Linked DNA regions of Homo sapiens: region 2 is linked to region 1. Evidence: chromatin loops called from intact Hi-C (ENCODE). Cell type or tissue: PC-9. All regions are shown on one strand. Each heading gives the region's core, and the rest is flanking DNA. Links, peaks and the distances in the headings are about the cores only.

What was found. A loop is a pair of places that touch in the nucleus more often than their neighbours do. Peaks named below come from ENCODE experiments on the same cell type or tissue, not always from the same donor. Only the 100,000 strongest peaks of a DNase experiment are listed, where the experiment ranks them.
Region 2: it touches region 1 in a loop (8-fold over the local background); 16 of 110 quality-filtered maps call a loop at or near these places.

What each region holds. Positions count from the first base shown.
Region 1 is chr2:37,767,139-37,770,059 of GRCh38, reverse strand. All of the region lies in intron 2 of LOC107985869 (a long non-coding RNA gene), which reads right to left. Among named protein-coding and RNA genes, the nearest start is that of CDC42EP3, 97 kb to the right of the region's middle. In PC-9, for the core only: no CTCF peak of the experiment used is centred there; a DNase peak (open chromatin) is centred at 1,429; H3K4me3 peaks cover 461 bases; H3K27ac peaks cover 2,244 bases.
Region 2 is chr2:37,687,714-37,690,634 of GRCh38, reverse strand. No RefSeq gene overlaps it. Among named protein-coding and RNA genes, the nearest start is that of CDC42EP3, 18 kb to the right of the region's middle. In PC-9, for the core only: no CTCF peak of the experiment used is centred there; DNase peaks (open chromatin) are centred at 654 and 1,304; H3K4me3 peaks cover 376 bases; H3K27ac peaks cover 2,145 bases.

The sequences.
Region 1 (2,921 bases), core at 280-2,779:
AGGTGGACCCCATCCAATCAGATGAAGGTCCAAATAGAGCAAAAAGGCTGACCCTCCTCTAAACATGATAGAAACTATTCTGCCTGATGACCTTTGAACTAGAAGGAAAAATTAGTTGTTTGCTGCCTTTGGACTTGAAGTGTACCTGTACCTCAAGCCTGCCCGCCTTCATACTGTAACTACACCATTGGCTCTCCTGGGTCTCCAGCTTGTCAACTCACCCTACAAATCTTGGGCTTTGCCAGCCTCCATAATTGTGTGAGCCAATTCCTTCTAATCTCTCTCTCTCCCAGTAGTTCCTTTTCTCTGGAGAACACTGACTAATATAGGCACTTCTGTATTAAGAGCATTCTGAACAGCATTATGTTGCTAGGGCCCTGCAATGGGAGGCACCTTCTCACTTTCATCACCTGGAACCTGCTCATCCGCATGACACAGAGGAGGTATATGTGACATTTGTTCACCTGCTGACCCCTTTGTCACAGTGTCCCCTTTTCCGTGGGTACTTCTGTCCACATCCTCTCCTAGAGTGTTTGCCTCAGAAGTGCTTGAGAGGATTAGCATCCAGCAAAAAGTAGGCTCTGCAATTAAGGCTCAAATTAAGAAAAACAAATGAGTTTACACTGGCCTTGGGTATTTCCAGTAGCTGGAAAATCCCACTGTTGGAAACCTACTGAAGTCATCTCAATACAGTATTTTATAGATCCTGCAGCAGCAGGAGATGAATTAACCCGAGAAGACCATAGTGGCGGGGCAGAAAGAAAGCCTGTCAATGACCAGATCTTTTAAAAACAAAATGGCTGTTTCTGTTTTGGTGTATGTGTGGTTGTCTTTATTTTGGATGCTAAGGCGCGTTTCTTTCCCCCCCCACCCCGCCGAGAGTTTCAAGAAAAGAGAGCCCCATCTTCAATTCACTATCCAGGCAAACAACAGTGAGCATGGCTCCTCTTCCAAGATCCCACTCCAAAAAGTGACACCAGGTTTTTGACACAGACAGCCTGTGGGCACACTGTAAAGAAGTGGACTTTGTTTTGACAGGGGCCTGTGGAAGCGGACTTTTAGTGCTCAATCCCTTAAACACATAGTGTTATGAATATGGCTTTGACGATTGTTAGCAAAAGTGGATTTGTCACACAGCCATGAAACCAGCAGCTGTGTCTTTGCCACAGAGTTTGACCCCATCCTGCATATAGACAGGCATCGTGTGTAATTACTCAGCATTTGCCACACAACACAATAAACTCGGGGTCTGCCCACTGGGGACATTTATGTGTCACAGTGGACTGGATTAGGACCGAAAAAGAATAGTTGTGGTGTACGCTCCATCCCAACTGCTCATTCCCTCTCCTTGACCTACCCTTTGTGGGAAGCCAGGAATGCTAAATATTTCTTGTAGCTCTGCCCAGTCCTCTACTTTATTTACACTCCCCCCAACTCCCCAGCCTTAGCCCTGTCTCCTCCTGTGGCAAGCTCAGGCTTTCTTCCCTGAGCTGTTGAACAACTACATTTTTTGTCTGAGATGATACATCAAAGGTATTTCAAATAAAGAAAGACAAAAACATAAAATGATGTCTGCTGGACAGCCAGCCGTGCTCTGGCAAGGATAATATGCAATCTTACTTAATGGACTTCCTGATATTGACAAACTGTACCAAAGTTTCTAGGCCAGAGATAAAACAACTTTTTTCAAAAAGTGAAATAAGATAGAGGCAGTTGAAGGAACAGGAGGTGGAAGATTGATGGGGAACATTTTTAAAGAACCCACGGGCCACTCTGTATGTTTGTTTCCTGAAGGGCAAAATTAAGCCCTTAGAGCAGATCTTTCATTTTTTGGTTTCTTTTCTAATTCTAGAATCTCCTCTAACCACAATGGGCAAGACAAGTGGGAATGTGACTTCCCCTAGAGTTATTGCTACACATTTGTGAGGACATTTTCTTCAACAAGTTTGTTTTTCCCCAAAATACATTTCCAGGCAGTATAACCCTAGAGGTGGAGCCTCAGGGAAGCTACACATGCTTCAAGTGTGCAGTAATTGCAAATTGCTAAACAGAAAAATACAGGTATGGCCATGTGTCCAAGTCTTTGTGGGGCATGCTCCACTCATGCCTGTTGACCTGGCATGATTATTAATAGTTCTCTCTTTCAAAAATGTCCAGTTTGGATAATAAATTCTATGAACACCCTGACTTTCACCAAATGTACCATTTCTGAGGTCCATTTCAAACATGGTGTACAAATAACTGGTTCTACAGCCGGTCTGGTGGTCAGCCTGGCCCTGCTGAGGGGAGGGATGACATCTGAATGCACAGCCAGGTGGCACGGTGGTCTCAGAGGCTACAGTGCTGCTAGCCCCTTGGGGTAGGTCCTGAGCTTGGCACCCCGCTGCTGACTGCATGTTGCAAATGAGATTTTTGTTTTAAAGCCCTAGACTTGAAAAATCAGACACTTGGCTTTTGAACAGAAGGCAAAGCAGATATCTGGGTCTCTTCTTCCCCACCTCAAGTCCTCATTGTCATGGAGACTCCTTAACATCTGTGAGTGGATATGACCCCACCAGCTGAGGCAGGCTTCTCTTAGCCCCATTTTCCCTCCATGATGGGTGGAACATCCTTAGGTAGAAAGAAAAACACCCAACATACTTTTATTAGCAAGTGTCAAAAATGTATCAGAGAGTTTTCTCTGATGTCCATGCTTATCCAATCAAGCTATTTGCAATTCCATGTGAGTGTGGGGTTGGAGGTAGGAGGTAGATTTTGGAGACTGGGGAAGAGGAGCAGAGAAGGGGTTGATTTGTGGTGTATCCTCAAGGCATGCACTAAATATTTGACCAATGAGTATGTGAATAATTGCATCTGTGGAGGAGATTTTTGTCCAGTCAATAAATTTTAGCATATTAGAGTTTTGCTTATCTTTAACAAAA
Region 2 (2,921 bases), core at 155-2,654, 79 kb after region 1:
AGTTGCAGGGACAGGCAGGGACTGGAGTAACAACAGAAATTCAGACAAGCAGGTGGGACATAGCAACCAAGACAATTGAGCAATGTCCAGATAAAATGCAGGCAAACACCAGGTTAGAAGGCAGAAGTAGCAGAATGGTTCGTTCATGGTCAGAGCTGGGTGAACAAAATTGAGTGGGTGCCATCTGAAATCCCAGTACTTCATGGAGATCTATGCCAAAGCCAGGCTCCATTCCCTGGGGAGAGAACCCAGCAATTAGAATTGCAGGGAAATATACTAGGTACCCAGAATGAGAACTCAAGTGAAGCCCAGTTCTATAAAATGAGGTGGACATAGGACACTTGGAAACAAGTGACAAACTGTAGAGCATCTAATGATGGTTTAGAGCATGTAGTGAAGGATTCTGATGATCATTCCGAGACCACATGTCCCAGCAGCAAAACCTTGGACCATGACATTGAAGGTCACACATTACTAGGGCAAGATACAGGTTATAGGAATGTACATTGATTCAGCAGAGGGTGGTTTGATGAAAAATATTTTAGAGCAGAATTAAGGTTGACTTATCAGTTAGCTCAGTTGGCTGGGCTCTGTGTGAGTGGCGGGGTGCTGACTCCCAGAGCAGGTGACTCCATCTCACTGCCTCATGGCCACAGGCCTCTTCTTTTCTCCTGCCAGTTACCCTATAAATGCTGGATGCCAGCCATGGGCATGACGTGAATCTGTGCTATAGCAGGTGCTCAGCAAGTGTCAGATGAATGCAGGGACAGAGGATTGAATAAATGAATGCAGCAGCTTTTACTACAAAGAAAAGTTATGGAACAATAAGAATAGAATCACATCCTTTGTAATTAAGCCTGCAGACATCCTTAGTGCTCTGTTCTCTGCACTTTGGAAGATAGAATTCAGTCCTCTGAAAGCATTTTAAGAGCTGTGTAGGAAAAGACAAACAAGCTTAGAAGAATTCAGTGAAAGATGAGAAGCCAATTGTCAACAACAAATTTGAAATTCCTATTCAAGGCCAGTAGAAACCAGTAAACAAAAAAATGTTTTAGTCAGAGAGAGTTAATCACTTCATTAATACTTTAATACCTATTTGAAATTGACTGACTTATCAGTCCTGGCATATCTCCTTTGCAATGCATTTAAAGAGGAGTGTAACATAGGATGGAATCCAAGGTGTCACATTCTCAGCTTACTGGTGATTATACAAGGAATGTGGACTAGACCAGTAAAGTCTGTCCTTGAGCCCTGCAGGATCCAAACCTGTGTCTGAAACCCGGTGAATCCCTGTGTCGGGAAGGCATGTGGACCTCTGCTGCCCCAGCACTCATCCCTAGCAAAGGGCCCTTCGCATTTCCTAATTAGGTTATATTCAGTGTTCACAGGGCTGGTAATGGATGAGATACTGAAGTGTAATCACAACCGATATTATTCACGTCCCAGGAATGTGCAGCCGAGGCTGCTCTGCTAGCTCCAACGGAAAACAATGGCGTGGTTGACAAGTAGCCTTTTTACATTTCAGATTCTGATCCAGATTTAGTCCTTCTGTTTGGTCATGATTGCAGAATACATATCTAGAGAGAAGAAATAAACATGCTGTAAATTCAATTTCTTGGGTGTTTGAGGCTCTCTAAGTCCTATACAGACTGGCATAGCCTGCCTGTTAGAATGTTCAGAAATGAGGCTAACTGGGGCAGTCTCTGTGTCTGGTTTGCGATGTCTGGTTGATTAGAGAGGCCCAAGAAACCACAGAAAAGGTAATTAATTTAATCAACAGGTGTTATGCCAGGCATTGTCCTAAAACAAAAGATGAAGGTAAGTGCCTATTCTAAAATTCTTTGTGATCAGGTGAAAACGCCAGACAAAGCATGCTAGCAACTATCCCAAGTCAGATGCAACTCAGTACTATAATGGAGGAATAAACAAAGTATTAATTATTGGCCAGAGCAGAGGATAATTAACTCTGACTAAGGAAAGGGGGTTGACCAGGGGGAATCTTAAAGGATGAGTGAGAATATATGAAGGAAGGGGCTGGGGTGTACATCCCAAGAGATATGAAATGGAACAGAGTCATGGGCAAGGAGGGAAAAATCACCCAGTAAAAAGGACCCCAGAGCACTTCACAGAGGAAGTGATGCTTCTATTGAGACTTGGAGGATATGGAGGTAGCAGATAGTCAGATGGAGAGCAGGGGAAGGGCATTCTAGAAAGAGGAGGCAGCACTGCACAGAGTGAGGTGAAAGAACATAGCAGTGTGGGATGCCATGTGATATGGTTTGGCTGTCCCCGTCCAAATCTCATCTTGTAGTTCCCATAATCCCTGTGTGTCATGGGAGGGACCCAGTGGGAAGTAATCGAATCATGGGGGTGGTTAACCTCATGCTGTTCTCGTGTTAGTGAGTGAGTTCTCATGAGATCTGATGGCTTTATGACGGGCTTTTCCCCCTTTTGCTCAGCACTTCTCCTTGCTGCCACCGTGTGAAGAAGGACGTGTTTGCTTCCCCTTCCACCATGATTGTAAGTTTCCTGAGGCCTCCCCAGCCATGCTGAACTGTGAGTCAGTTAAACCTCTTTCCTTTATAAATTACCTGGTCTCAGGTTTGTCTTTATTAACAGCGTGAAAATGGAGTAAGACACTGGGGATGGTAGAAGATGAGGTTAGAGAGGTAGGCACAGCCAGGGAATGACAGAATATTTTTGTAGTCAGCTGAGTACTTTGTATTTTATCCTGATGGCTATGAGAAGCCACATGCGGTGGTCCAATCTATTTGACTTGGTGACTAATGGGATCTGGGGAGAAGGTGTAAAGGAACCAGGTGAGATATGATGACAGCCTCAACCAAAGATATAATTGACAAATAAATGGCCTCATGTGATCCCATAGGTTTCACTAGGCAGGAGAAGAAAATAGAATAATT